2 separate regions of the Homo sapiens genome follow, and region 1 is linked to region 2. Evidence: chromatin loops called from intact Hi-C (ENCODE). Cell type or tissue: GM12878. All regions are shown on one strand. Each heading gives the region's core, and the rest is flanking DNA. Links, peaks and the distances in the headings are about the cores only. Region 1 overlaps LINC01340 (long intergenic non-protein coding RNA 1340). Region 2 has its middle 12 kb from the start of RIOK2.

The links. Peaks named below come from ENCODE experiments on the same cell type or tissue, not always from the same donor. Only the 100,000 strongest peaks of a DNase experiment are listed, where the experiment ranks them.
Region 1: it touches region 2 in a loop (3-fold over the local background); 7 of 110 quality-filtered maps call a loop at or near these places.

What each region holds. Positions count from the first base shown.
Region 1 is chr5:97,525,128-97,542,851 of GRCh38, reverse strand. The region is part of intron 2 of LINC01340 (long intergenic non-protein coding RNA 1340); the gene reads right to left. Among named protein-coding and RNA genes, the nearest start is that of LINC01340, 29 kb to the right of the region's middle. In GM12878, for the core only: a CTCF peak has its summit at 8,566 (motif pointing right); a DNase peak (open chromatin) is centred at 8,525.
Region 2 is chr5:97,187,770-97,203,196 of GRCh38, reverse strand. No RefSeq gene overlaps it. Among named protein-coding and RNA genes, the nearest start is that of RIOK2, 12 kb to the right of the region's middle. RefSeq lists a silencer at 9,890-9,939. In GM12878, for the core only: no CTCF peak of the experiment used is centred there; a DNase peak (open chromatin) is centred at 10,136; H3K4me3 peaks cover 456 bases; H3K27ac peaks cover 1,460 bases.

The DNA.
Region 1 (17,724 bases), core at 7,408-9,907, 340 kb before region 2:
TTTGAACAAGGAATCTTGCATTTTCATTTTGCACTAGATCTCACAAATGATGTAGCCAGTCCTGCATACCTGCTCTACCTACCCTTCAAAGCCTAAAAAAAACTGCTTTGTAAACAAAAAAAAAGTGCTCTAAAAGTATAGGTGAAGCCAAAGTTCATTTTCACTATATGAGCATGGCATACTAAGGAAGTACATACAAATCAGACCAGCTAGGAAGAAAAACCATGGGGCAGGAGTCAGACTTGGCATCTAGCCTTGGTCCTTTCACTGTTGGGTTGGCTTGGGCAAAGCATTTCATCTCTTCATACCCCAGTTACTTCACCTGAATAATTACAATTTTCAGTTCTCTTCCCCGATGCACATTAGTACCATGTAGGGAGTTTTTTTAAATGTCAGTTCTTGGTCCTTCTGAGAGGTGACAGCGTCCCGACAGCCCTCACAGCCCTCGCTCGCTCTCGGCGCCTCCTCGGCCTTGGCGCCCACTCTGGCCGCCCTTGAGGAGCCCTTCAGCTCCCTGCTGAACTGTGGGAGCCCCTTCCTGGGATGACCAAGGCTGGGGCCAGCTCCCTCAGCCTGCGGGGAGGGGTGGAGGGAGAGGCATGGGTGGGAACCGGGGCTGCACATGGCGCTTGTGGGCCAGCAGGAGTTCCGGGTGGATGTGGGCTTGGTGGCCCCACACTCGGAGCAGCCGGCTGGCCCCGCCGCCCTGGGCACTGAGGGGCTTAGCACCCAGGCCAGCAGCTGTGGAGGGTGTGCCAGGTCCCCCGGCAGTGCCGGCCCACCGGCACTGCGCTGGATTTCTCCCCAGGCCTTAGCTGCCTCACCGCGGGGGCAGGGCTTGGGACCTGCAGCCCGCCATGCCTGAGCCCCACACTCCCCACCCCGTGGGCTCCTGTGCGGCCGGAGCCTCCCCAACAAGCACCACCCTGTGCTCCATGGCGCCCAGTCCCATCGACCACCCAAGGGCTGAGGAGTGCAGGCGCAAGGCGCGGAACTGGCAGGCAGCTCCACCTGCGGCCCTGGTGCAGGATCCACTGGGTGAAGCCAGCTGGGCTCCTGAGTCTGGTGGGGACGTGGAGAACCTTTATCTCTAGCTAGGGGATTGTAAATACACCAGTCAGCACTCTGTATCTAGCTCAAGGTTTGTAAACACACCAATCAGCATCCTGTGTCTAGCTCAGGGTTTGTGAATGCACCAATCGACACTCTGTATCTAGCTACTGTGGTGGGGACTTGGAGAACCTTTGTGTCCACACTCTGTATCTAGCTAATCTAGTGGGGATGTGGAGAACCTTTGTGTCTAGCTCAGGGATTGTAAGCACCAATCAGCGCCCTGTCAAAACAGACCACCGGGCTCTCTGTAAAATGGACCAATCAGCAGGATGTAGGTGGGGCCAGATAAGAGAATAAGTGCAGGCTGCTGGAGCCAGCAGTGGCAACCCGCTGGGGTCCTCTTCCACAGTGTGGAAGCTTTGTTCTTTTGCTCTTCGCAATCAATCTTGCTGCTGCTCACTCTTTGGGTCCACACTGCCTTTATGAGCTGCAACACTCACGGCGAAGCTCTGCAGCTTCACTCATGAAGCCAACGAGACCACGAACCCACCGGGAGGAATGAACAACTCCAGACGCGCTGCCTTAAGAGCTGTAACACTCACCGCGAAGGTCCGCAGCTTCACTCCTGAGCCAGCGAGACCACGACCCCACCAGAAGGAAGAAACTCCGAACACATTGGAACATCAGAAGAAACAAACTCCAGACACGCTGCCTTTAAGAACTGTAGCACTCACCACGAGGGTCCGTGGCTTCATTCTTGAAGTCAGTGAGACCAAGAACCGACCAATTCCGGACACACTTCCCCCAAAAATTATTATTTAATTGTTCTGGGGTAGAGCCTGAATGGAGCTTGAGTTTGGGTATTTTTTAAAGTTTCTAGGTAGGTAAGAATATGTAGCAATTAGAATTTGAGTGTAGATTGGTATGATCGCTTTGGAAAATAAGTAGCCGTGCACACCAAACTGAACATACACATATATCATGGTCCAATGATTCTATTCCTGAGTATACGCCCCACAAAATATTTACATATATTCACCAAAATATTTATAAAGTAATATTGATGGCAGCCCTGTTTGCAGTAGTCCCAAACTGCAGTCAACACATGTCCATTAACAGTAGAATAGGTAAATAAATGGTGGCATATTCATAAATTAGGTAGTGGACAACAATGAGAATGTTTTCCAGGAATGAACTATTGATATTTGCAGAATTTCACAAACATTGTTTTGGGCAGAAAAGGAAAAAGGCCTGACACAGAAGAACATAATACTCTATTATTCCATGTATATAAATTTCAAAAATAAGCAAAAATAATTTATAGTATTTAGTCAGGACAACAGTTACTTCTGTGGGGAAGATAATGACGAGGAAAAATATGGGGGCTTCTGTGGCTAGAAATGTTCTATTTCTCAATCTGATGGTAGTTACAGGGGCATATTTACCTCGTGAAAATTATTAAGTTGGTGCAAAAGAAATTGTGGTTTTTAATAATTGATATGGTTTGGCTGTGTCCCCACCCAAATCTCATCCTGAATTGTAGCTCCCATAATTCCCATGTGTTGTGGGAGGCACCCACAAGGTAACCGAATCACGGAGCCAGGTCTTTCCTGTGCTATTCTCATGATAGTGAATAAATCTCATGAGATCTGATGGTTTTATAAAGAGGAGCTCCCCTGTATATGCTCTCTCTTGCCTGCCGGCATGCAAGATGTGACTTCGCTCCTCCTTTGCCTTCTACCATGGCTGTGAGGCCTCTCCAGCCATGTGGAACTGTGAGTCCATTAAACCTCTTTCCTTTATAAATTACCCAGTCTTGGGTATATTGTTATTAGCAGTGTGAGAACAGACTAATACAATGATTGAGCCGTACACTCATGGTGTGTACCTGTTGTATTTCAATAACCAGTTAATACCCACATTTCTTACACAATTTTAATATGCAACCAGGGTTGAGAATCAGACTAGATATCTGTAATGTCCCTTATAGGATGGAACATCTGTGTTTGACTTTTCTCAGACCTTAGTCCCTGTTAAGGTTGAGTAAGGACACTAATGCCCTTCATGGTCTTTGTGCTTTATCAATACCTCCTCTTTTTCTTCTCTTTTCACAAGTTCACCTTCAACATGAAAGGGTTCCTTTATTTTCTTGTACTACATGTTGTTTAATTGGGGGGTCAAAAAGTCACTGATTGAATTATACACAAACTATTTGATCATGGAAACAAACATATCTTTTATATCCAAGTGTTTATTTTTTCATTCATCTATTACATGTTTTACAGATAATCAATGAAGAGAGGAAAGGAGGTCTTAGGGCAATAACCAGGTGCCACTAGATGTGCTGGCTTGTGCGAGCACACAGTCATGAGACAGCAGAGTGAGGACGCTCCAGCACTTCATACGTGCTGGGGACTGCTTGTCTCTCTGCACCGTAAGCAGTCAAATGCTCTACCACTGAACTCTAACCCCAGTCTCTGCACCTTGTGGCCACAGGTAACATGCAGTCTATTTACTCTCTGATAGAAAAGAGCATGTTGAAGAACTCTCTTCTCAAAACCAGCAAAAACACCTAACAGAATGTAGGGCTGAGTGTATCAACAAAGACAATGCTCTGTGGCTTTGAACACTCAGTCTAAATGTGCAAATCAGGAAATGGCTGCATCACACCCTGTCAGCCCTCCATGCCTTAGACAATAGAGTCTAAGTGATGCCTGTGAATAAGGTCGTGAACACAAAGCCTCCAACAGTGCAGATGGCGCTCAAGACTGAAGAGTAACCAACTGAACTGCTTGTACTCCTTCAAGAGACCCAATTCTACAGCCTCATTGAGATTCACAGACTGAGGAGCAGTTTGGAGCAATTCATGACCACAGTGAAAGTTTTATGTGTTTTCTGTAAGGTATTTTTTGTTATATAGATTCATAGGCATGGAAATAAGAAAGAAGGCTTGTGGGTGATTAAATTTTTACACTTTACTCTGTGTAGTAGCAGAGACTATATCTACACTTCAAGGAAAAGGAAATAATTGCCTCAAAGTCAGTTGTGTTTAGAGACCACTCCTTCCAGGGGAAAGGAAAACCATTTTTCTATATCCAAGTTGCTAAGATTGAACTGAGAGTGTAAGGAGTGTGATAAGAATCTTTAGAAACACCACTCTTTAAATCAACCAGGCTGAAATCCCAAAACATAATAAGATTTCTTGGAGAAGCTGTGTGAAAAGTTTGTAAATTTTGCATACCTTTCCAATAAAATGAGGTTCCTTATCTCCTGAGTTTCAATTTTTATAATAAAAATGCACACAGATTAAAGGTAAGCTCTTTCTCTCTCTCCCTCTCTCTGTCTGAAAACATGTATATTAAAACGCAAATATAAGAAGTCTCAAAAAAAATTACTACAAAATGATTTTTTAAAATTCTCAATGTGGCTCAATTTTTAAAATTAAAATTAGGACCTTAATAATTGACTAAACATTATATAGAAATTATTAATTTGCAGTGGAGATCAGTATTAGGGAACATCCATTCCGCTGATTGAAATTATTTTTTATATTCAAATTTAATGAGTATCAGTGAACCATGTTGCTATTTTTTGTGGTTATTTACTGAACACCTACTGTTTATAAAAGACTGCCCTTGGACAATGAGAGTTAGAAAGAAATACAGGCAAGGCTCTTGCCTTCAAAGCACTTAGAAGCTCTAATGGGTAAGATAGCAAAGGAGTAACATGATACATGTAATGAATACTATAACAGGTCAGATTCAGAGGGACTCTAAGCTTAGGCAGTTAGGGACAGATTTCTCAACTGGACTTAAAGGGTGGACAACTCAAGTAATTGAAGCATCTTCCAGAGAGAGGGAACAGCATGAATAATGCCATAAAATAATGCACTCCAAAATGTGGTGCATAAGCAATCTGCAGCACAATCACCTTAAGAAAATGAAATCGCAGCCGGTTCAATGGCTCATGCCTATTATTCCCAACAATTTGCGAGGCCAAAGCAGGAGTACTGCTTGAGAACAGGAGTTCAAGAGCAGCCTGAACAACATAGGGAAACCCTGTCTCAACAAAAAATAAAAATAAAAATAAAAAATTAGCCAGGCATGGTGGCATGTGACTGTAGTCCCAGCTACTGAGGAGGCTGAGGTGGGAGGATCACTTGAACCTGAGAGGTCAAAGCAGCTGTGAGCCCTGATCACCCCAATGCACTCTATCCTGGGCAACAGAGTGAGACCCTATCTCAAAAAATATAAATAAATAAATAAATAAATAAAGAGAGAGAGAGAAACAAAATGAAAATAAAATCTCTGTTACCTACACTCCCACTTGAAGGTTCACATTCAGCAAGTCTGTTCTAGACCCCCCCAAAAAATCCGTATTTTTTATATAATAATGTATTATATATGTAATATAAAATATATATATATATTAACAGCACATCAAGCATTCACTGGCATAAAAACTAGAAAGCAAATATTATATTCAAATTAGACTAAAAAGTAAGGGAGGCCTGAGAAGGAGTTCTGAAAAGGGTGATTGGAAATAGAGTGTGTACTTCCTTGAGTATCAAAATAATGACTGTGGACTTTTTCTATAAGCAATAGAAACCCAAAGAAGTCTTTTGTGCAGAAGAGTAACAAGCTTAAAGTCATGTTTTTTGACTCAGCAATGATGTGAAGAACAGAGTAGAGTGGGCAGAGCGAGAGAGGCACAGGAAAGTAAAATGGCTCCTCCAATTGTTCAAACAGGAGGGGATAAGTTCAGATGTGGATGGAAGGTGAGGGAAGAAAGAAAAGTAAATCCCTGTTGGGAAAATGAAACCAGATTGTGATGTTCATAATCGGAAATAGAAAATTCTCAGTCTACTCCATTACCATGTTCAGAGAAAGACATAGGCAAGGCCACTGTCTGACCACAAAATGCTAAATTTACCTTTCTCTGATTCATATCATCTTTCTCTGAGTGTTTCCTGGAGTTTTTGTTTGTTTGTTTGTTTTATCAATAACTCCAGCATTTTTTAATTCTCTCACCTTTTAGATAAAAATTATTGACCTTCAATCACTGAATGTCCCTGATTCAAAAAATAGCCTTCACTTCCCTAAGCCTTCCTCAAAATCATCCATACAAACTCAAACCCAGTTAGAAGACCATCCCAAATTACCTCACTGAAACACTTGTGAGATTTTCCTAAAGTATGTTCTTTGCCACAGCAAGTTAAATAATTCTAGTTTTATTGACAACAGGTGTGTTCCTTCTGCTCTTTGGTTAGTTGGGTTCAATACGAAAAGAATGTCAACAAGGACAAATTACTAATACTGAGTAGTTGGTTGACTTAAGACAGATTAGAAATGACTTTAAAGTTTGAAGCCCAAGTGAATATAAAGTAACACTAATAGAAAAGAGATATCAGAAGTATGAGCCCATTTGCAACTTGAAGGGACATTTGAAATTGAATTTGAAAATTGAATGCAAAATTTGAAGGTACAACATGACATTCAAGAGAAAATGTCACGTGGGTAACATGTGTACAGGCCCCCAGGAATGGAGGAGATATCAAAGAGAGGTGGAGGTAAAGACTCATGCACAAAGGTGATTACTGGAATCTTGAAAATAAGGAGACCCTAGAGGAAAAAGAATGTAGAATTTAAAAGGTGGCCAAGTGGGCAGTAGGACATAGGGATCTGGAAGTTGTTCCTCTAATGAGCCTCAGATGTTGCCAACTACCTTCAACCTGTACAACACCCTGCTTTTCACCCATCCCGCTATGGCATTCAAAGATCCCTATTAAAGAATCCTCAGTGGTTTCTGACCAAATGACTTCTTTGCACGGCATCATGAGATAGATCAACAAGTCATCATCAAGATTAAAAGCCCCTATGTGCTTTGAGAGAGATCTAGCTTGCCTATTCTGCTGTGTTCTCAGGGCCAAATATAGTATGTTACATAGACACTCAAGAAATATGTGCTCAACTAGTGAAGAAGAGGAACAATAAAGCCCAGAGATGTTGGTCCACAAAATGCTGGGCAGTTAATCTCCTTATCATTTTTCTAGCTCTGCGAGCAATAGATAGAGTTCCTAGTGACGGGAAGAGAAAAAAAGATTATTTCAAAAATTTTACAATTGAGTATGATAGAAACCTAAAACAAACCAGGTACACTGAATATGAGGGAGCATCACCTTTCAAAGTATGCACCTCAGATAAACAGACCTAGATTTGACCCAGTTCTACTACTTAATACCTCACTTCATTTCTTTGAGCCTTCATTTCCTCAACAGTGAGTTGGAAAAGTAATGCCTACTTCATAGGATTGCCAAGAGTGTTAAAAGCTCTTGACACATGGTGTATGATTAATAAACAGTGGGAAAAACACAGCAACAACAAAACTATGAGATACCACCTCAAACTTATTAGGTGTATTAAAATAAAAACAGAAAATAAGTGTTAAAGAAATCAAAACTCCTGTGCACTGTTGATGCCAATGTAAGATGGTGTAGCTGCTGTGGAAAACAGTACGGCAGTCCTCCCAAAAATAAACATAGAATTATCTGTGGTTAGGACTTCTCACGAAGACAGAGAGTAGATTGGTGGTTACTAGAAAACCAGAAAGGTGGGAAAGGCAGAGGGTCAGATAAAGAGAGATTGATTAATGGGAACCAATATACAGTTAGAAGATACAGTTAGAAGAAATAAGACCTAGTATTTGAGACATGAGTAGGGTGACTCGTTAACATTAATTAACATTAATCTATTGTACCTTTCAAAACAGCTGGAAGAGAATAACTCAAATGTTCCCACCACAGACATAAATATTTAAGGTGATTATTATCTCGATTACCCTGATTTGATCTTTATACATTATATTAATGTATCAAATTATGACATGTACCATGAAAATATGTATATTCATTGTGTATCAGTAAAAAAAGTTTTTAAAAAATAGAATTACCAGATGATCCAGCAATTCCACTTCTGGGTCTATAGTAAAAAGAATTGAAAGCAGAGTGTCCAGAGCTATTTGTACATCCATGTTTACAGCAATATTATTCACAATAACCAAAATGTGAGAGCAACGTGAGTCCATCAACAGATGAATAGATTAGCAAAATATGGTATTCTGCATACAATGGAATACCATTCAGCCTTTAAAAGAAAGTAAATTATGACACATGCTACAGTATGGATGAATGTTGAAGACATTAAGCTAAGTGAAATAAGCTGGTCACAAAAGGATAAACACCATGTGATCCACTTACATGCAGTTCCTAGCATAGTCAGTTTCATAAAGACAGAAAGTAAAATGGAAGTTGCCAGGGCCTGGGGGAGATGGACAGTTACTACTGGATTATAGTTTTACTTTAGCAAAATGAAATGAGTTATGGAGATTGATTGCACAACAATGTGACTGTACACTTCTGAGCTGTACACTTAAAAATGGTTAACCACAATTTAAACAAACATAGCAATAGCAGCAATAACACATGATGAGAAAAAAGAATCAGTTGTGTCCACCAGAGGTCACCCTCACTCAGGGCCCAATAACAAGTCTTTTCAGAGCAGTGCCCTAAAGCTATGGTTCTGTTCAGTGCTGCCCTCAAGGAGGGCAAGATTGAATAAAGAGAGTGACCAAGTAACAAGGGAGGCACTTAAGTTACTTTAGAAAAGGCTGTTTTTCTCAGAATTATTCCCCACAGAAAAGGGGCACCTGGTTTAGACATCAAAAACCTTGTTTAGAAAACAGAAAGACCAAGGAGCTGAGATTTTTATGTTAATGCAGTGAGAAAGACGGGTGGGTGTTACAAAAAGAACATGACAAGAAAAGCTAAACTTCTGGAGAAAGAGTGTAAAGCTAGAGAGTTTTATGGAAGAGAAATGAATGGAAGAGAACACATGGAACAATGTTCCATGGAAGAGAAATGGAAACACATGGAAGAGAAATGAATGAGCTGAAAAGCGAGCCACATTTCTACATGAGGGCAAGAGTGGGTCATTACTGGGCCAGGGGGCAAGTTCTACACGACAGGGAGTGGCATCTGGGTTCTGTAGGCTGGCCTGAGCCATCAGGCTCCATCGTTCCCAGTTGTTATGGGAACTGTGTAGCTGCCTACTAGTTTCTCAGACCTATTTTAATACACAGAGGCAAAAGATCAGCACATTTTGGTGATTAGGAGGTCAGTGTCAGGCTTGGAGAGAATATTTTCAAAATGTTTGTGGAATTTGAAGTTATATTAACTACAAGAGATCAAAAAGTGAGAGTGAAATGAATAATGGAGGGAACAGATAGTGATCTTTTTTTTAAGAAAGCTGTTCTGAAAAAGAGAGAAATAAGATATTAGTCTTAGAGGTCAGCAGGAACAAGCATGAGAGATAGCAATGTTTTCTTTTCTTCTGTAGCAGGCCAATTAAGGTCCCTAATCCCCAAGACAGTCACACCCTGGGCCTCAGAATATGTGAATATCTTACCTTGCATAGCAAAAGGGACTTTGCAGATGTGATTAGGCTTCAGGAACTTGAGATGGAGAGATAATCCAGGTGAACCCAGTCTAATCATATGAAATCCTTAAAAGTGGGTAACTTTTTCTGGCTAGGTCACAGGTGCCACACTGCCAGATCTGAAGATGAAGGAGGGGGCCATGAACCATGGAAGGTAGGTGGTCACTAGATGTTGGAAAAGCAAGAAAACAGATTCTACCCCAGAGCCTCCAGAAGGAACCAACCCTGCCACCACCGTAACTCCAGCCCATGGAAACCAGTGTCAGACATCTGACCAATACTGTACAATAATGAATTTGTGGTGTGTTACATTTATGGTAATTTGTTACAGATGCAATAGCAAATGAAGACACTTGCTTACAAGAAAGCTTTTTAAATAACAAAAGTACAATGTAGAAGAGTACAAAATTATGTATTACAGTATTAACTAAAGCATTAAATGGGAGGTTACTAAACACACATCCCATATGTCAAAGTGCTACAGATATACCAGTTAGTCTAGCCATGAGAAGACTAAACAACTATTATCAGTATGTTTCTTTAAATGGGAATTTATGAGTCTTTTTTTTTTTTTGAGACAGCCTCGCTCTTGTCACCCAGGCTGGAATGCAATGCTCACTGCAACCTCTGCCTCCTGGGTTCAAGCGATTCTCCTGCTCAACCTCCTGAGTAGCTAGGATTACAGGCACCTGTCACCATGCCCGGCTAATTTTTGTATTTTTAGTAGAGATGGAGTTTAGCCATGATTGCTAGGCTGGTCTCAAACTACTGACCTCAGGCGATCTGCCCACCTCAGCCTCCCAAAGTGCTGGGATTACAGGCATGAGCCACCGCACCTAGCCATGAGTATTAAATAAAACTAACATAACAAAGAAGAGAAAAAGAAGCATACTTGAGGAAAAATTATTGCTTCTAAATCAGAAGCATCTATCATTTATTCAACACATATCTATTGAATACTTCCTCTGTGATCTGCTCTATAGTAGGCTGTGGTGATAGGACAAAGAAAACAAGATGGACAAACTCCTTTTTCTCCAAGAGCTCACATTCTAACGTTAGACTAAAACAATAAAGCAATAAGCATATAAAAATATGTCACATGACAAGTGCCTGATAGAAAAATACAATGGAATTTGGGGATATCAGGTGACTGAAGGAAATGCTAATATCAAGGATGGCAAGGGAAAGACTTTCTAAAAAGCTGGCCTAAGAGATGCTACCTGAATATAGTAGAGGAGTAAGTATATGCATATCTGGGGACACATGTTCCAGGCAGAGGAGATAGTAAGTGAAAAGGCCCTGGGGTGTGTGCACATTTGGCAAGCTGAAGGCTGAATGAGCAGTGCCCTGTGTGTAGCCAAATGAGAAGAGGAAAAGTGCTAGGAAATTAGCTCAGAAAGGAACAAATATATGTATGGGGAGACAGATAACATAGAACCTTATATGCCAATTTTAAGACTTTTGCTTTTACTTTAAGACATGAAGCCACAGGAAATAGAGTTCTGAACAGAGCTGTGATATAATTCAAGTTAAACATTACAAGAACTACTCTGAGTGCTATGTTGAAACTAATCAGGGGAGGAAGTGGCAAACATACAACAATTTCAGTTTGAACTGGAAATGATGGAGACTTGGATTACAATAGCAACCCCGAAAGAGGTGATTGGGAGCAAAATTAGATGTAGTCTACAGAAGAGATATGGAGTCAAGAGTGACTCCAAGATTTGGGGCGTGAACAACTGGAAAATTGACTTGCCACCATGGGGAGATCACACAAGATGACATGGCTGTCTACCATTTGCCTCTAGAGAAACCTTCCAAATCACCTCGCCCCACTCCAGACACATTAACCACATTCTCCTACTGCCCCATCTCTTGGCTCTGCCTCTGTGGTTGCTCCAGCCTGCTCCTGCCTCCAGCCTTTTCCATTAGCTGTGCTCCACAACTTCAAAGGTGCAGTCAAGAACTCTTGGAATTGCCTTCATTTTGCTTGAGGATTGGAAGAGAAGGAGAAATAACAGTTTTCTCTTTGCAAATTCCTCTCTAAGTATTCCATCTTAGTAAATCAAAAATGAATCTCTGGGTGTTGTTAATGGTGATGAATGGGTCTCTGAAACACTCAGATCCTGAAGGGTGTATAGGCTGTGTCTAGTTCCTCCATTAAAATCGTGAGGATACGTATCCATATCATTCTCAGCTTTGAAGCTGTAGCCAAAATATAGATGCAACAGAAAAAGTCTCTTTTATATTCATCATGCTAAATATATATGATATCATGCAGTCAACAAAATAACAATTATAAATAATAAAAATGTGAATTATCTCCTTGTATACAAGTGAGAAATTAAAAATTAGGCCATTTACAAAAGAAATATTAATATACAAATATGTAATAACTATAATAAAATCAAAGATATTAAATCAAACTATATTAAAAATAAAAATTTTAAATATCAATATTAATAAAAATAAACATTAAAGATATCATCTGCCTAGTAAATTGAATATGATTAAGGGAATTACCCATTACTATTATATGCAACAAGGATTAGCAGGAAGTCTGTTAATTGGTATGAATTTATGGATTCTAAAAATGTATTTTTTAAAAAATCAGTAAAAAATGGCAAAATATTTGTATAGACTAATTGCATAATTACATGTAAAAGTAAAATTTGGAAGCAATATGAAAGTCAATATTATATGATAGATTAAATCAATTATAGAATACCACTATGTATTTATTAAAAATAATGCTTGTATATACATTTGAAAGACGGGGCAGATAAATGATAGATATCCACACTATATTGCTAAGTATCAAAAAGCATATCACAAAATAATAAAGATAATGTGATCACATACATGTTATACATAGATTACAGAATTCACATAAATGTATGTGCATTTATATCATCAATAGCATCAGTAGCTTTTATTTTCTTTATTTTCTAAATTTTTCTATGTGTGTAAATTTTGTTGATAAAAAAACAGCAATAAAAGTCATACCTATGTTTTCGGAATGTTGACTTCAGAAAATGTTTATGACATAATGCTGAAAAAGGAGAATACAAAATTACACACAAAAAATGATTGCAGATGAGTAGAAAAGAAAATTTAGAGAAGAATAAAAGCTGTAAGAAAATACATAGAAATATTCACAATGGTGATCTCCAGGTAATTTTTTTCTTTATATTTTATGAATGCCCCATATCAAGCATATATTATCTTCATCCTCAAAAATGTTATTCTAAGACATGTTTTTGCTTGTATTGTTTTATTTGTCTCCCTAGCTGGATTGCTTTGTAAGCTTAAGGCTTGGAAGAGAACTGATTTTTATTGCTCATTCCCCTTCTTCACATCCCACATTGCTTTATTTTGAAGAAGCTCGCAGCTGATTGATTTCCCACTTCATCTTTGTCTTTGCACCAAGCCCACATTCTTACCTTCAATCTACCCCTTGTTGCTATTTTATTTCTGTCTCCTCTATTTCACTCTGGGATGATTGTTCTGAAATACGATTCATTGTTCTGAAATATGACCATTAATCACCCCAGAGAAAAAACTGTGCAGACAGACATAGGAAAATCTGGACTTTTATAATGCAATGTCTAATATCAATGTCCCCAGTGCGATTTCGATGTGAAAAGGATATAATCTAACAAAAGAAATAAAGATGAAGTCTCTGACATCCTGAGGAAAAAAAAAACAGGAGCCATTACTATTAAGTCCTAGCAGGAGGGAGATACAGCTCTGAGTCACCAAACTAGATTATGTCCTCAAGGAAATCTGTAAAATTAAGACTATCAAAGCTGACCCAGCTGGTTAATTAGCACACTGTACAGCAGATTAATTTTATAGTTTGATTTTTATATTCTAACCTACAGTCTAATAAGTTAAGCCAATTACATTACCAAGGACTTGATAAGTTCTCTTTCTCATATGAGCCCACCACCAGTCACTAAATTTGCCTATACTTTATATACTATCAGGGTGATTTTTGTTAGATACCTGATTTCACAGACCTCCGTGCTAAAGCATCAGCAAGCAGTGAAATGCTTCCAGAACAGCTAACACACAAAATGTTACGCGTAGATCCCAACTAGTGCCAGCTGAAGGAAATGATTCATTTATTAAGGCTGTAATTACAGGCTATGAAACAGCTGGTTAGGGGCTCGTTCTCCCAGCTTGAGCTACTTTCTAACATCTGTTAGTATGAGCACAGTAAGGCACTGACTTATTCTTTTAAGTGTCCTCTCCCAGATAGAAAAAAATATTATGTTTCAGAGGGAGGACTTAGGGTGTTCAGTCAGAACAATAAACAAGAGATCAAATGTTGGGGAGCCAGGATGACCAATACAGGAACTTGAAAAGGGATATATGCTGAAGATTGTGTGACATCTTTTTTTAACTAAACAAAAGCCCATGTCATGCATGCCACCCTAGAATAGGCTTTATTGTCTAAGAGTTCCAAGATGATGATGCTGATGTTAATGATAATGCTGCTGCTGATGATGCCCTTTAATTGCTTTAGCTTTCCATGCCCATTTTATTACAGAACCGGGATTAGTATTTTGCTTTATGTAATTCATATTCTCTCTCTCTCTTTTTTCTTTTTTTTACCAGAAGAGAGTGCTTTAATCTCATTGGTGAATTTAGGAAGAACAAACAGCACAACTCACCTCCTCTGCTTTTCTTCTTGGGAGTTGGGTTTTAGCTGGAGGAGAGTAGAAGACCCCTCTCATGTTAGGATAACTTCCACAATTTAGTCTTTGTCATTTAAAGCAATGCTATTTTGGCAGGCATCTGCTACTCTTTTCTATTTCTGAATCTAGTCTGAGCTCAGGGTAGGATCAGGGCAGGATTCAGTGGACCCTCTTGAAGACCCAAGCACACTGTAAGCACTTAATATATTTTAGCAAATGCCATTCCTTCCTGTCAACTGCTACAGGAATTTGTTTTTGCATTTTTTCCCTTAAAGCATTGAACCATTCTCTAGTTCCACTAGTTTTGTCTTGTCTAACTCTCTACTAGATTATAACCCATAGGAAAAAGGCTGAATCTTCTATTTTCTCTCTTGTTTTAAATAACTCCCTGAACATAATACTTAGTACTGCATGAATAAAAGATGGCACGTAAGTATTGTATATGCACCATAAAGTACCATCATTGTGAATTCGATTGGATTAAAAATTAAAACAATTTAATGAAAATTCACCTCATATCAGGATTTTACGTATTAACATTTTCTTTGAAGAATGCTTTGTGATGTAAGTGGCCCTTTCTTACGCGGGTAGGTTTGTTTGTTTGTTTTTGTTTTTGTTTTTTTTTTTGAGATGGAGTCTTGCTCTGTCGCCCAGGCTGGAATGCAGTGGCGCCATCTCGGCTCACTGCAAGCTCCGCCTCCCGGGTTCAGGCCACTCTCCTGCCTCAGCCTCCAGAGTGGCTGGGGCTACAAACACACACCGCCACGCCCGGCTAATTTTTTGTATTTTTAATAGAGACAGGGTTTCACTGTGTTAGCTAGGATGGTCTCCATCTCCTGACTTCGTGATCCACCCGCCTAGGCCTCCCAAAGTGCTGGGATTACAGGCGTGAGCTACTGCACCCGGACATTACCCAGGTAGTTTTAACCTAAAGGTTGATACAGGAGCTCTCCAAGCCAGTTATTTCTGTGGCTATATTTTTCACTGTACCATGTGTCCCAATCCCCAATAATGCAACATACGCGCGCACGCACACACACACACTGGCTTCAAGGCTTCAAAAACTGAAACATGCTAACATTATAAAAAAGATGCAATGATATCTAAAATAATATAAATATGACCTTTTGAACAAGAGTGATTATTGCCTTCACTCCTGAAGGACATAAGAAGGATTTTTCTTATGTTCTACTGAGAAAAACTAAAAATCAGGGGAAAAAAAAAACCCGTGTGTGTGTGTGTGTGTGTGTGTGTGTGTGTGTGTGTTGCATTATAAAATATGCTATAAGACATTAGGTGACATTATGCTTGGAGATGATTTTTATACAAAAGATATATATTATTAATAAGTACTACAAACTTGCAATCTTTATCTTAATAAAGATTTACTTGAAGAGGGTATATTGGTGACAGTGTGGTCAGTGGGAAGAGGACCCAGTCAGGAGTGAGAATACTAGATTTTAAGCCACCTTTTACACCAACGGGTGGCCTGATGTTGGACATTTGCATACATACCTTACCCTTACGAGTATCAACTTTCTCATCTGTAAAATTAATGAATTAGAATTGCACAGCTCTAATGGTGTACAGCTATTGTTTTAAAAATGTACAGTGAATGGGCTGTTCAAGCTAACAGTGGCCTTTTTAAAAATACACATCTACAAATAATGATCTGTATTAAATGGCATGGTTTAGAATAGAGTAAGACACGGAAACCAAATCCCAGCTCTATCACTTCTTACCTGCATGATGTTGAGCAACTTATTTAAGCTCTTTGTCAGTTTCCTTATCAATAAAATGTGGATAGTAAATAGTATCTGCTATAAGAACAAAATAAGATAATACTAGTAAATTTCCTAAAATGGTGACCGTCAGGTAGTAAAAAAAATAACAAAGTTATTTTTATTAGCTTCTGAAGCACAAAACTGTCTCTATCCCAAAAAATATTTGTGGAAAGACTATTTGTGGGCCAAGATCATATAAAGAAAAAGTAATCACACGTTTTCTGACGATCTCCTCCAAATAGCTTTAAGAAAAAGATTCAATATTCCATCTAAGAGCTGCCTGTCTGTACCATAAATATTCATTCTCATGTTTCTAAAACAGAATTATAATTTGGTTTACTCTTGGTGATTTAGAAAACGTATGATTAATTTTATTGTTTGGTCATTCTTTGTTAACCTTATAGTTGGGTGACATCCCATTGCCACAAATACTTTCCCTCACATTTCCAGGGTGTAACCTTTAAGAAGAAATTTAATACATAAAATTCCCCACTCCTGACATTAATCACATTGTAGGAGGTACAATGATAGGAATTAACCAGATGTAGATAGCATTATTAGGACAATTAGTAATAATTACTAATGTTATACAAATGGAGGAATCTTACTGTTACTTAAGGAGATATATCATGAGAGTGACTCAGAGTAAATTTTAAGGATTGGATTTTGATCTGAATAAATGATTGTGACCATGCTTAAGCAACGATATTTTGAATTTTGAGACTTCTCTTCCTGATTATTGCGTGAGAAATGAGTAGTTGATCTTAAAGGCTTGAATTATGTTGCACAGTGAATTACCTCATCTTTTAGGGTCAATAAACCACTTCAAGCTTTAGAACTAGGTTCCTCTTTCAAGCCATGAATATAATGAGATGACACAGCAAATTGCCTAAGGAAGAAGATAACACTAAGAAAACTGAATGTCAATACCATTAGCATTTGTTAGGGACAAAAGAAGGTACCTTAGTGACTTTGAAGGTATCCAATAAACACATTCTTATACATTCTGACCTTCCATGAGCTGTATTCTGGAGGACAAAGGAGTTAAAGGAAAAGTATAAAGATCAGAGATTTGGGAGAGTATGATATTATTTAAACACACTTTAGAAAATATATTTTCTACCAAGGTATGATAAATGTGTGCTCTATTTCTAGATTTCATGCTTGTGCAGTTTTCTAAAAATTCATGCTTTGTTTTGCCACTGTAACAGAGTGGGAATAAAAACTCAAATGCTATTTTGTGGTTTAGTTGAAGTTAGGTCAGTACAGAGATACAGAATTCATAAACCAGCTTTTCTTAATAGAAAACTGTCTTTTTCGACATGATTGTATATCTAGAAAACCCCACTGTCTCAGCCCAAAATCTCCTTAAGCTGATAAGCAACTTCAGCAAAGTCTCAGGATATAAAATTAATGTGCAAAAATCACAAGCATTCTTATACACCAACAACAGACAAACAGAGAGCCAAATCATGAGTGAACTCCCATTCACAATTGCTTCAAAGAGAATAAAATACCTAGGAATCCAAATTACAAGGGACATGAAGGACCTCTTCAAGGACAACACAAACCACTGCTCAAGGAAATAAAAGAGGATACAAACAAATGGAAGAACATTCCATGCTCATGGGTAGGAAGAATCAATGTCGTGAAAATGGCCATACTGCCCAAGGTAATTTACAGATTCAGTGC
Region 2 (15,427 bases), core at 8,651-11,150:
ACAATTTCTTTGAGAATTCATTGTCCTAAGTATGGGACATGAGTCTTTTCTGCTAATGGAGACATATAAAGTCTGCATCTGTGTTGGAACGTGTTTATAAGTTAAAACACAAAGCATGAAGAAGTTAGAACCATTTTATAAATCTCAGGAAGTGAACAAATCTTATAAACTTTAGATTCATTTATTGAGGAAAACAATATTTACTGACTTTTCTCTGTGCTATTTCCAGTTTTAACAATCATATTATATGTATGCAGGTATGTTTTTAATATTTATTGCTTTTCTAATTGCAAAAGTACTGAAAATTCCTTGTACATACTTTTGAAAATGCAGAAAAGGGCAGAGAAAAATTTTAAAGACCACAACCCAAAGATAACTATTCTGCTAACAACTCTGATATATGTTCTTCCAGATATATATATAGAGATAGTATATATTCCCTTTTATAAAACTATGAAAATATTGTAAAAACTTTTGTATAATTTTTTAAAATGTAACACTTACCTTTTAGTGTTCTTAAATATTTTTCTGGAACAAGGCTTTTAAATAGCTGTGTGTATTTTTATTGTAACCTAACTCAAGAATTTTTTGAACATTGTGGAATATAAAATATAAATATTAAACCTCCTAGCATAATATTAGTTTAATCTGATTTTTATCATTATTAAAAGGCAAAACAACTTACCTTCTACTGCAAATTATAATAATTTGAAATATGAGACTTGAATTTAAATACATATTCAAACTATTTAATGGATCAAGAACTCTGTAACATTCAGATTTTTCAACCAAATAATATGATATTCTGGAATCATGGAACCAAAAGTATATTGTTACAGATTTTAAAATATGATGATTAGATTGATGAGGATTGTAAAGACTTTCTTTTACATAAAAAAAATAAATAGCCCACAGAATTCAAAGCCAATCAGTATTACTTTTAAGTGGATTCTTTATGAGGGAGGAAAATCGTAATTCTCCAAAAGAAGCAGAAGAGGAAATGACAGAGCATGTAAATTACAGTAATTTTTTAAGCTTTGTATTTTGAAATAATTTTAGATTTACAGAAGTGTTACAGAGAAGGTACCACTTCCTTTAATCTTCCAATCTTAATATTTTACATAATCATGGTACATTTGTCAAAACTAAGTTATTGAAATGGGTACAACACTATTAACCAAAGTTCAAATTTCATCAGTTTTTCCAATAATGCCATTTTTCTGTTCCAGGATCCAAAGCAGGTTACTACGTTACACTTAGACTTGATTTCACCTTAGTTTCCTCCAGTCTCTGAGAGTCCCTCCGTCTTTCCTTGTTTTTCAATGACTTTACAACTTTTGAAGAGCACTGCTGTGGTATGTATTTTGTAGACTGTGGTATGTATTTTGTTTCCCAATTTGGGCTTGTTTGATGTTTTCTCATGATGATACCAGGGTCAGGAATCCCTGACAAGAATACTATACAGATGAAGTGCCCCTCTCATCACCTCATACTTGGAAGTACATATCAGTATGACTTATTACTGGTGATGGTAAATAATATGGTTTGGATCTGTGTCCCATCCAAATCTCATGTTTAACTGTAATCCCCAGTGTTGGAGCTGGGGCCTGGTAGTAGGTGGCTGGATCATGCAGGCGGTTTCTCATGAATGATTTAGCACCATCCCCTACGTCCTGTTCTTGTGAAAGTGAGCGAGTGAGCTATCATGGGATCTGGTTGTTTAAAAATGTGTAGCACCTCCCCCTTCTCTCCCTTCCTCCTGCTCCAGCCACGTGAAGATGCCTGCTCCAGCTTTGCCTTCCACCATGAGTAAAACTCCCTGAGACCTCCCCAGAAGAAGATGCTACCATGCTTCCTGTACAGCCTGTGGAACCATTAGCCAACTAAACCTCTTTTCTTAAAAATTCCCAGTGTACAGGCTGAGACAGTAGAATTGCTCGAACCCAGGAGGCAGAGGTTGCAGTAAGCCGAGATTGCGCCACTGCACTCCAGACAGGGCCAGAAGAGTGAGACTCCGTCTCAAAAAAAAAAAACAAAATTACCCAGTCTCACGTATTTCTTTACAGCAATGTGAGAACAGACTAAACAGCAACCTTGATCTCTTGATTAAGATAATGTCAGCCACGTTTCTGACTACAAAGTTACTAATTTTCCCTTTCTATATTATTTTAATTAGAAGTTACTAAACCCAGACCACACTAAAGGCAAAATTAAGCACTGCCTCCTGAAAGGGGGAGAATCTAACTCTTTATGAAATCCAATGTATGTATTTTTCCTTTCATGCTTATGCTTTTAGTATCATATCTAAGAAATAGTTGCCTAATCCAAGATCATGAAGATTTATGCCTGTTTTTTTTTCTAAGAATTTTATAGCTTGAGCTCTTACATTTACATCTTTGATCCATTTTAAGTTTTTCATATAGGTAGGGGTTCAACTCAACCTTATTTACTTGCATATAGATATCCAGTTGTCCCAGAACCACTTTTTTAAAAAGATTATTCTTTCCCAACTGAATTTTCTTGGAATCCCTGTTAAAAATCAATTAACTATAAATATAAGGTTTATTTCTGGATTCTCAATTCTATTCCATTGATCAATGTATCTATCCTTAAACCAGTACCACACTGCTTTGACTTATTGTTGTTTTGTAGTAAGTTTTGAAATTGAGAAGTGTCTGTGCTGAACTTTGTTTTTCTTTTTCAAGATTATTTTGGCTTGCATTTTCATATGAATTTTAAGATTACCTTGTCAATTCCAGCAAAAAAGGGCATCTGGGAATTTGATAGGATTGCACTGAATCTATAGATCAATTTGAAGAGTATTGTCCTCTAAACACATCTAAGTCTTCCAATCCATGTCTTTCTTATTTTGGTAATTTTTATATGATGTTTTTAAGTTTTCACTGTATAGTTCTCACAATTTTTTGTTAAATTCATTCCTATTTTATTCTTTTTGATACTATTATAAATGAAATTATCTTCTTAAATCCATTTTTGGTTTATCTATTGCTAAGAAATAGAAGTATATAATTGAATCTTGCATACTGATCATGTATCCTACAACATTGCTAAAATCGTTTATTAGTTCTGATAATTTGTGTGTGTATGTATTCCTTAGAATTTTCTATACACAAGATCATGTTATCTATAAATAAAGATAGTTTCACTTCTTCCTTTCTGATCTGGATGCCTTATATTTCTCTTTCTTAATTTCCCTGGCTTGATCCTTCAGTACAATGTTAAATAGCAGAGATTAGAGTGGACATCTTTGTCTTTTATTCCTAGTGTTAAGGGTAAAGCTATCAGTCTTTCACCATTAAGCAAAATGTTAGTCTGTTTTCACAGTTGCCCTTTATCAGGTTAAGGAAGTTTGCTTGTATTCAAGTGTTGTCAGGAGAAGTTGAATTGTTTCAAATGCTTTTTCTGCATCTTTTGAGATGATCGTGTGATTTTCTTCCTTTATTCTATTAATGTGATCTGTTATACTGACTGGTTTTTGCATTTGTATTTTACATTTTCTTTGATTGGTATATTGAACTAATATTGCATTCCTAGGATAAACTCTGATCAGTCATAGTATATAATCTTTCTTATATGTTGCTGAATTCTGTTTGCTAATATTTTGTTGACGCTTTTAAGCTCCATATTCATAGGAGTATTCGTTGGTAGTTTTCTTTTCTTGTAATATGTTAATTTTAGTATCAAAATAACACTGGCTTTATAGAATGATTTGGAAAGTGTTCCCTCCTCTTCTAGCCCTTATAAAAGCAGAGCTATTTAAAAAATGTTGTAAGATTTTACACAGCCATCTAGCACTCAGAATTTGAGTGGAGAAAAGGTAATTACAGAAAGGATTTACAGGAGGCTTTTGGCCATGTTACAATAACTAGTATTGGACTTACCCTCCAGTATAAACAATTATGAAAACAGACAAAATATATCATTGGCTGTTCTTTAAAACAAAAAGTAGAACAAAAAGGAAACACATCAAAAGTATTTGTGAAGAGGATTTCCATGAAGACAGCTGTCCTATAATTTCGAGCCATTGCAAGAGGAGTATAGGTGGTATCTGTGCTTCACCCCAAGCCTAGAGAGACTTAAGAAAGAATAAAAAAAAGCCTGTAAAATTTCTCATGTATTCCCTGCCATTGGGAACCACAGTCTTTTGTTGCATAACTTGCTCCTGAGAAAACTAAAGCAGATAATGGCAGCAGAATGGAGAGGGCTACATTTGGGAACTAACTGCATTCCCCTCCAATGGCTAATAAAAATGTGGAATCCTGAAGACAAAATATGGAACCCATGGAGATACGTTGGCCTGAGATGATTCAAACCAAGATCCTATACAAAAGGAATATCAAACACCCTGTTATATTCTGTCAATAGGAGCACTCAGAGGAGACTAGAGGGAAGAAAGAGGGAGAAAAGAACTTGCTACTTCCTGTATAATTCCTATTGCTCTCAGCATCACCCAGCAATGATACTTCACCCTGGCAGAAACAGGTGGTACTACAGTAGCAATAGGTTGCAGTTTACACTCCCAAAACCACCCTCATTGTGTCCCTCAGAGATACCAACACCAGATGGCCAGTGCCCCTCCCCAGAGTTCCCAGCCCAGTAGCCATACTCCTGAAGTACCAGCACTAATCAGGCAATGACTCCTCCTAAAGGGCCTGAGTCCCAGCTCAGGATCCTGACTCTGAGCTTCTATGAGTTAAAAATACCAACTAACCTCTTACCTTTTTTACTCTCAGACTTAAAAGAAGGTATCTGTTCTCAATACCAGGCTAATAATTCTATTTAAAATTCTCTATTAAAATAATTGTTATAGTTCTTGACTCCTGACTAGATTCTGACTTATTTACCTTGTAAGTTTCATCATCCTCAATGGAATCTAATGTGTAACCCATAATGTGATATTATAGAATTCATCCTGTAGCCTCATGTTCAATGGGTGGTGACCACAAAGTAATTCACCTGGCACATTACTGATGTCCATAAAGGGTTTACACTGTTACTTGTTATAAATGGGCGAAGTCCTTTCCTTTAACCACTTTGAGGTTTTCCCAACCAACTATGGAAGCCCAAAATGATCTCAATACAACCTTCTCCTTTTGTTTTCACCAGTACACTTCTACAGCCCACATTTTCACTTAAGACTCTTAGGAATAAGACAGTTGCCAGGCCCAATATTCCCTAAATTCTCAGAGCCACATGTGAAATTCTCTAAATGGGTCTCTTCACAGCCCCATCACTTGCTTTAGTCAAGGCCAGCAACACTCTCCTAACCATGGGAAAGGCAAAGGAGGAATTATCATAAAACACTGACATCTTTCTCCCAAGAAATTCTCAATATAGGCCTCCATTTTTTAATCTCCAATGACTCTCCAGTACTTAATTTACATAGTATGGAGGTGGGTGATAGGTTAATAAGAGCAGAACTGAGTTTTGGCAGCCCTTTTGCTAACCTTACATATATGGTCTAGTGCTTAAGTGTAGAATGTAGATACCAGCATGTCTGAGCCTCAGCCTCTAGAGCTTTCTTTGAAACTTCAAGTCATCAGAAAATGTTACACTTAAAATCTTACTTATATTAGTTTGGGTGTAAACTAATCTTATGTAACAAGAGACCCCAAAATATAATAGCTCAAATAAGGTAGAAATGTATTGCTCTCTCACGTAATATTCAGAGGCAGGTAGGTGGAGCAAAATGGTAAAGTAGCTGGCTCTGTGGGATACCTGGGAACTAGGGTCCTTCCATCTTGTTTTTCAGACATTCCCTGAGAGTATTTCCCTTACCTGCATGAGTGAAGCTGATTCACTACAATGGTCAAGGTCCAGCCTTGAAATGAAACAGAAGGATCCACATATCCATTGTTTTAAAGCAAGACCCAGAATCTGCATTTCTAATTTCTACTCCCATCCTATATACAGATAAAAACTTAGACATGTAACTACATATATCTCTAACAAGGCTGGAAAACATCATCTCTGGCTCAGGCGTCATGAGTTCAGATGGAAATCAGCAGCTTCTGTTGCTAAAAGGAAAAATGAAATGAAAGAATGCATGTTGAAAGAACAATTAGCACATTCTGCTGACAATCACTTATATGTAAGTGCAAATTTAAAATGAATATTGAAAAAGAAATTACTAAAAACATTTAACACAAAATGTTACATTAAGAATATACTGTAATCCCATAACTAGGTATATATCCAAAGGAAAATAAATTGCTTTACCAAAAAGACACATGCAACTGTGGTTCATCACAGCACTATTCACGATAGCAAAGACATGGAATTAATTTAATTTAAGTGCCTAGCCTACCAATGATGGACTGGATTAAAAAAATGTGGTACATATACACCATGGAATACTATGAAGCCATCCAAAAGAATGAAATCATGTCCTTGCAGCAATATAGATACACCTGGGGGCCATTATCCTAAGGAAATTAATCCAGGAACGAGAAACCAAATACTGCATGTTCTCACTTTTAAGTGGGAGCTAAACACTGTGTACACATGGATATAAAGATGGCAACAGTAGACAACAGAGACTACTAGAGGAGGGGAGATGGGGATGGGGGAAGGGGTTAAACTATCGGGTACTATGCTCGCTACTGGGTGACAGGATAAACCATACCCGAAACTTCAGCATTGTGCAATATACCCATGTAACAAACTTACACATATACCTCCTGAATCTAAAATAAAAGCTGAAATTATAAAAAGGGGGAAAAAAACGAATATACTTTTAAGTTGTGGTGGTCCATTGCAAAGCAAGGTGACTATAATTAGTGATAATATGTATTTCAAAATTTCCAAAAGGTTGGATTTTATAAGTACGTGAGGTGATGGATATGTTAATTAGCCTGATTTGCTCATTCTACAATGTATACATGTATCCAAGCATGACTTTTTACTCCATAAATATACTATTATTTGTCAATACAAATTAAATTTCTTAAAAATTGTAAATAAGAATACACTTTTAAAAATAAAAATTGGTTTCTTTACAAATTTAGTTCTAAAACCATTTTAAACATGCATAAGTAATATTCTATCTTGACATTTAAGAAACTAATGTTGAGATAACTGTGATCTACTTTCAGTGATCTAGTAGCAAAAACAATGAAAAAATCGATTCTTTAAATGAGCAAAGACCCTTAATGAAATGCCTTCAAACTCTGAAGAAACACTTTATCAGCGCCAATAAAGTAAAAACAACAATAAAAATACCAAAATTTTCATTTCACCTCACCTTCTTTTATCCACCTACCTTGAGTTACATAGGTAGGAAAATGCCCAAAGCATTCCGGCATCATGAGGGAAAAACCCAAGATAGCATTTAAGTTTATTCACAAATTGAATATCAATTCCTCCAGTGACTTTAAAGAAGCAACATATTAAATAATAGAACATACTACCACTAATATTTATAGAAATAGTGAAAGTTCTAAAAATGGCCAGCCAACAGGTTATTTTTGGCTACACTACACTGTGTGAGCTTTATTCCATACAGGCTTAACATATGTTAGATATGTTTTAGAAAAACAAATCAGTTCAACATGAACTAATATTCAGGCAGTAACCTCAAATCAATTAGTGCCAACCCTTGACTTCCTTGACAAGAACTCCCTAGGTTAATAAATGAGTTTGGATTATCAGAGTAATGGTCACTATGGTAACCCCGGTCACTGTTTTAAAAGCTAATTTCAGATGTCATCAGACTATAGATGGCAGTTTAACAAAGTTGCACATTCTAAGAGAACCAAACAATTTTATCCTTGGGAGACCTGTTTGAAAAAATATTGTTTTCACATTAAAGAGGAGTACATTAAGCCAAATAAAAAAAAAGTGGGGGAGTAGTAAGAATATTTAACCAAGTCTGGAAGTCAGGCAGTAGCTTAGACTAAAAAAGCTATTCTAATATAAGGCAGTTAAATACCCAATGGTCGAAATAATATTTTTAAAACCAAGATTTACTATCCAAAGAAAAAAATCATAAAATGATGTCATATTTAGTGTATGGAAACATTTAAAATTCTAGCATAGAGTAACTTGGAATAACACATTTAGTATTCGAATTTGTAACCTACACAATTATACATATTATTTTAGGTAACTTAAAAGCCCTATTTAATAAACATTTCTAACAGAGTAATGGAATTATTTTTAATTTTTGAAAACAAAGATATAACAACAACAAAAAAGTAAAACAAGCACAGAACTAAAACAGGTAAATTCATTAATTGAAGTCAATGAAGTAGACGACCAAAGATCTGAAACAAGTTACATATTCTCTAAATCAAGGAACCTAAATAGACAATATCTCAAAAAAGGCAAGCCATTAAGATGCCTACTTGATTACTGCCCTATGCAGCAGGTCTAACAGGCAAATTGGATCTCAAAAAGACCATACAGGCTGTGCCACTTATCAAGCTATTGTCTCTTAGCTCTACACCCAGACTTCTACACTCTAGCCTCTGATGCTAGGACTGAGACCCTTAAATTCCATTTTGGCTTTGCCAGCTGGCTCCACGTTGCACTCTGCCAAAAAGGGATCTTAGAAGTGGGAAGAGTCAACTTGCTTCCTCTGTCTTCTTCCTGTTTGCTTTCTACAAGCTTCCTGTGTGTGTGCCATTTTTGTTAGCATCACCCTGACAACACTTCTTTACCCCAGCAACAGCAGGGAGCTTCCACAGCATCAGCTGAATTTAGTTGCAATTTTTCCAACACTTGGAAAACAAGTTTTATCATGTCCTCCCGGCCCAGAAATATTAGCACCAACATGGCAGTGCCCCCTACTCAGATGTCAGGTTGTCAGGTCTGTGGGTCCTCTCTTCTAAGCATCTAAGTGTTAGTAATTTCAATCTCTTCTTTTTGTTCCTCCAACCCTAGTGGTAGTAGCTGTAGTGCCTTAATATTCTCATGTCCCCTTTTTAGTTATCTAGTGAACTTTATGCCTAATTTAACATTCTGAATATTAAAGGCTCTGTTTAAATAACTAAGACGGCTTCTGTCCACTGACTGGTTCCTGACTAATCACCTATCCAGTAATTCTCAAGGTGAGTGGAACTATCAAAATCACTAAGAGACTGGGAGGTACAGTTTGAAAATGAGTATCTACCAGTGTGATATAGTTTTCTATTTGCAAAATGAAAATATATTATTTTCATAAAACAAATCTTAACCAAATATTTTATTAATATTATTTTTCATTGACAAACCATAATTATATACATTTATGAGGAACAATGTGATGTTTTGATACATGTATACAATGTAAAATGATCAAAACAGATCTATTGGGAAAAATGGCAGACAGGAGGCAGAACTAACTTGCAGCTCCCACTCAGATGGACAGAGCAGCATGCAGAGACTCACATTATGAACTTCTGCTCCAAGAACTACAACAGGAACATACCAGGAAAACCAAGAGAATCCATAGACACTTTGAATGAAGCAGCTTGCCGCGGCAGGCTCAGTAAGACAGCCAGAAAACTGTGAGTGCCCAAAGTGTGAGAGGAAGGATGTCCACCCCTGAACATACATCCTCACTGGGGAATGTGAAGATTTAGATCATGGGAGAAGAATATGACCTTACCTGAAGTTGAGACAAACTTAGAGCCAAGCAAAATACAGAAGTAGAGGAAGCAGCAGAAAGAGCCCTGTGGGGCACTCTCGGTCCCCAGGGAAGCCATTCCTGACTTTCTCTCGCAGGAGTCCTTGAGGAGGGCTGCCAGTGGAATTACAGAAAGACCAAAGGGAGAAGGAAATTTCCAGACAAACTTTGTAACACTTTTGACTGAAGGCGAAGTTTCCTGGACCGAATCCAAGGGAGGGGGCAACCTAGGAGTACAGATACAAGCACAGAAACTGTGGCATGTGGGGAGGCAGGAAACCTGAAAGCCCTGCTTGCTTTCTCAGCAGGGAGGCTTGTAGCCTGGGGCAAGTTCTCAGCCCTGCTCACCAGCTGCCTGTAAATAAACTCAGTGCTGTTGGTGGGGCACGGTGGGAGTAAGACTGGCCCTTCAGGCTCTGCGGTGAGGCCTGTCACTACTGGCTTTTCCCCACTTCTGTGGTAACCTGTATGATGCAGCAGAGGCAGCCATAATCCCCCTGGGAACATAACTCCGTTAGCAAGCCTAAGAACCATACCCTGCCCCCCACAGCAGCTGCAGCAAGCCACACATAAAGAAAATCTCAGCTCAGACACATATAACCCTGCCCCAACTTGATGGTCTTTCTCTACCCACCCTGATAGCCAAATACAAAGAACATAATTTCTTGGGAGCTCTATGGGCCCAACTACCACCTGAAAAACCTGAATATTTATGCAGGCAACCCTAAGGCAAGCTTGTATCCTCCCTATACTACCACAGCTGATGCTCTCTCGAAAGCACCACCTCCTGGCTGGAGGCCAACCAACACAAAACCAGTGCACTAAACAAAACTGCAACCAAGAACCCTCATAGAGTCCAATTCACTCCCCTGCTACCTCCACCAGAGCAAATGCTGGTATCCATAGCTGAGAGACCTGAAGATAAATAACATCACAGGACTCTTTGCAGACATGCCCCAGTACCAGCCTTGAGCCTGGTAGCTCGTAGATCCACTGGTAGCTAGATGCAGAAGAGAAATAACAATCACGGCAGTTCGGCTCTCAGGAAGCTCCATCCCTAGGGGAAGGGGGAGAGCACTACTACATCAAGGGATCACCCCGTGGGACAAAAGAATCTGAAAAATAGCCCCTGAGCCCCAGATCTTTTCTTCTCACATAGTATACCCAAATGAGAAGGAACCAGAAAAACAATTCTGGTAATATGACAAAACAAGGTTCTTTAACACCCCAAAAAAATCACACTACCTCACAAGCAATGGATCCAAACCAAGAAGAAACCTCCAAATTGCCAGAAAAAGAATTCAGAAGGTCGATTATTAAGCTATTTAAGGAGGCACCACAGTAAAGTGAATACCACCTTAAAGAAATAAAAATTATACAAGATATGGATGGGAAAAATCTCCAGAGAAACAGATAGCATAAATAAAAAACAATTATAACTTCTGGAAATGAAGGACACACCTAGAGAAATGGAAAATACACTGGAAAGTCTCAGCAATAGAATCAAATAAGTAGAGGAAAGAACTTCAGAGCTCGACAGCAAGGCTTTCAAATTAACCCAGTCCAATAAAGACAAAGAAAAAATAATAAAAAATAAATAAACAAAGCCTCCAAGAAGTTTGGGATTATGTTAAACAACCAAACCCAAGAATAATTGGTGTTCCTGAGGAAGAAGAGAAATCTAAAAGTTTGGAAAACATATTTAAGGGAATAATCGAGGGAAGCTCCTGGCCTTGCTAGAGATCTAGACATCCAAATACAAGAAGCTCAAAGAATACCCAGGAAATTCATTGCAAAAGATCATCGCTTAGGCACAAAATCATCAGGTTATCTAAAGTCAAGGCAAAGGAAAGAATCTTAAGAGCTGTGAGGCAAAAGCATCAGGTGACCTACAAAGGAAAACCTATCAGATTAGCAGCAGGTATTCAGGCAACAACTAGCACAACAAATAGAATAGTATCTCATTTTCAATACTAACTTCAGTGTAAATGACCTAAATGCTCCACTTAAAAGATACAGAATGGCAGAATGGATAAGAATTCACCAACCAACTAACTGCTGACTTCAAGAGATTCATCTAACACATAAGGACTCACATAAACTAGGAAAAAGACATTCCATGCAAATGGACACCAAAAGCAAGCAGGAGTAGCTATTCTTATATCAGACAAAACAGACTTCAAAGCAACAACAACAACAAAAAAAGACAAAGAGTGACATTATATAATGATAAAAGGACTAGTCCAACAAGAAAATATAACAATCCTAAATATATATGCACCTAACACTGGAGGTCCCAAATTTATAAAACAAGTACTACTAGACCTGCCTAAGAAATGAGATAGACAGCAACACAATAATAGTGGAGGATTTCAGTACTCCACTGACAGCACTAGACAGGCCATCAAGACAGAAAGTCAAAAAAGAAATACAGACTTAAACTATATCCTAAAACAAAATGGACTTAACAGATATTTATAGAACATTCTACCCAACAACTGCAGAATATACATTCTATTCATCAGCACATGGAACATTCTCCAAGAAAGACCATATAATAGGCCACAAAACAAGTCTCAATAAATTTAGAAAATCAAAACTAGATCAAGTATTCCCTCAGACTCTAGTGGAATAAAATTGGAAATCAACTCCAAAAGGAACCCTCACAAGCATGCAAATACATGGAAATTAAATAACCTACTCCTGAATGATCACTGGGTCAACAATGAAATCAAGATGGAAATTTTAAAATCCTTTGAGCTGAATGATAGCAGTGACATAACCTATCAAAACACCTGGGATACACCAAAAGCAGTGCTAAGAGGAAACTTCATAGCACTGAATGCCAACATCGAAAAGTCTGAAAGAGCACAAATAGGCAATCTAAGGTCACACTTCAAGGAACTAGAGAAACAAGAACAAACCAAACCCAAACCCAGCAGAAGAAAGGAAATAGCTGAGATCAGAGCTGAACTAAATGAAATTGAAACAAAAATAAAACAATACAAAAGATAAATAAGGCTGGGCGCGGTGGCTCACGCCTGTAATCCCAGCACTTTGGGAGGCCGAGGTGGATGAATCAGGAGGTCAGGAGATTGAGACCATCCTGGCTAACACAGTGAAACCCCGTCTCTACTAAAAATACAAAAAATTAGCCAGGTGTGGTGGCAGGTGCCTGTAGTGCCAGCTACTTGGGAGGCTGAGGCAGGAGAATGGCATGAACCCCAGAGGCAGAGCTTTCAGTGAGCCGAGATCATGCCACTGCACTCCAGCCTGGGCGACAGAGCGAGACTCTATCTCAAAAAAAAAAAAAAAAAAGATAAATAAGACAAAAAACTGGTTCTTTGAAAAGATAAATAAAATTGATAGACGATTAGCAAGATTAACCAAGAAAAGAGGAGAGAAAATACAAATAAGCTCAATAAGGAACAAAACAGGAGATATTACAACTGACACTATATAAATACAAAAGATCATTCAAGGCTACTGTGAACACCTTTACATGCATAAACTAGAAAACCTAAAAGACATGGATAAATTCCTGGAAAGTAGAGAGGCATCACATTACCCAACTTCAAACTATACTATAAGGCTATAGTCACCAACTCAGCATGGCACTGGTATAAAAATAGGCATGTAGACCAATGAAACAGAAAAGAGAACCCAGACATAAAGCCAAATACAGCCAACCAATCTTTGACAAAGCAAACAAAAACATAAAGTGGGGAAAGGACGCTCTATTCAACAAATGGTGCTGGGATAATTGGCAAGCCACATGTAGAAGAATGAAACTGGATCCTCATCTCCCCTTTATACAAAATCAACACAAAATAGATAAAAGACTTAAATCTAAGACCTAAATCATAAAAATCCTAGAAGATAACATCAGAAAAACCCTTCTAGACATTGGCTCAGGCAAAGACTTAATGACAAAGAACCTAAAAGCAAATGCAACAGAAACAAAAATAAACAGATGGAATTTAATAAAACTAAAAAGTTTCTGCACAGCAAAAGAAATAATCAGCAGAGTAAACAGCCCACAAAGTGGGAGAAAATCTTTGCAAACTATGCATTTGACAAAGGACTAATATACAGAATCTACAAGGAACTGACTTAAACAAACTAGGAAGAAAAAACAGCCCACAAAGTGGGAGAAAATCTTTGCAAACTATGCATCTGACAAAGGACTAATATCCAGAATCTACAAGGAATTGACTTAAACAAACTAGCAAGAAAAAAATAAACAATCCCATCAAAAAGTGGGCTAAGGACATGAATAGACAATTCTCAAAAGAAGATATACAAATGGCCAACAAACATATGAAAAAATGCTTAACATCACCAATGATCAGGGAAATGCAAATCAAAACCATGATATGATACCACCTTATTCCTGCAAGAATGGCCATAACCCAAAAATCAAAAAATAATAGATGTTGGCATGGTTGTGGTGAAAAGAGAACACTTTTACACTGCTGGTAGGAATGCAAACTAGTACAACCACTATGGAAAGCTGCATGAAGATTTTTTTAAAGAACTAAAAGTAGATCAACCATTTGATCCAGCAATCCCAGAGGAAAAGAAGTGATTATACAAAAGGATACTTGCACACATATGTTTATAGCAGCACAATTTGCAGTTGCAAAAATATAGAACCAACCCAAATGTCTATAAATCAACAAGTGGATAAAGAAAATATGTTGGCCGGGTACGGTGGCTCATGCCTGTAATCCCAGTTATTTTGGGAGGCCAAGGTGGGCAGATCATGAGGTCAGGAGATCTAGACCATCCTGGCTAACATGGTGAAACCCCATCTCTACTAAAAATACAAAAAATTAGCCAGGCATGGTGGCAGACGCCTGTAGTCCCAGCTACTCGGGAGGCTGAAGCAGGAGAATGGCGTGAACCCGGGAGGCGGAGCTTGCAGTGAGCCGAGATTGCACCACTGCACTCCAGCCTCGGCAACAGAACGAGACTCCATCTCAAAAAAAAAAAAAATTGTGATACACACACACACACACACACACACACATACATACACATAGACCATGGAATACTACTCAGCCATAAAAAGGAACTAAATAATAGCATTTGCAGCAACCTGGATGGAATTGGAGATTCCATCTATGTGAAGTAACTCAGGAATAGAAAACCTAACATCATATGTTCTCACTTATTAAGTGGGAGCTACGCTATGATGATGTAAAGCCATAAGAATGATACAATGAGCTTTGTGGATTCAGGTGGGAAGGGGGGTAAGGGACAAGATTTACTGATCAAGATTGTTTTGGATATTCAGTTAACCAAATATTCTTGGTCCTTAAGGATACACAGAAGAGAGTGATTCTCAACCACAAAGAAATGAAGGTGACGGGGTCTGTGATGGGGACTTAAATGAACAAGAGGTTTAGAAACACTAATTCAAGTCTATCCCCTTCATAATACAAATAAAGAACCTATGACCCATTAGACCTATAAACTTCTTGAGTAAAGGAACTGAGTTTTGTCTACCAAAATGCATTGTAAACATTCAAAATAAAAACTTGTTTGAATGAGTGAAATTAAAGGCATACCCAAGATCAAAAACTAGTTAGTGTCAGAGTTAAGCCAATGATAATATCTCTCAGTTGGAGGTCTTATTTTGCCTATCCCACCTTTATGGAAGGGTCCCATTATCACTATGCTGAAGGCCCAGAAAAACACTGGTGAAGGTGGACTTTCACACGAAGCCGACTCTGTACTGCAGAGTGGCATGTGGGAATATTAATACAGAGTGCTCTTATGATCAACTCTTTAAGA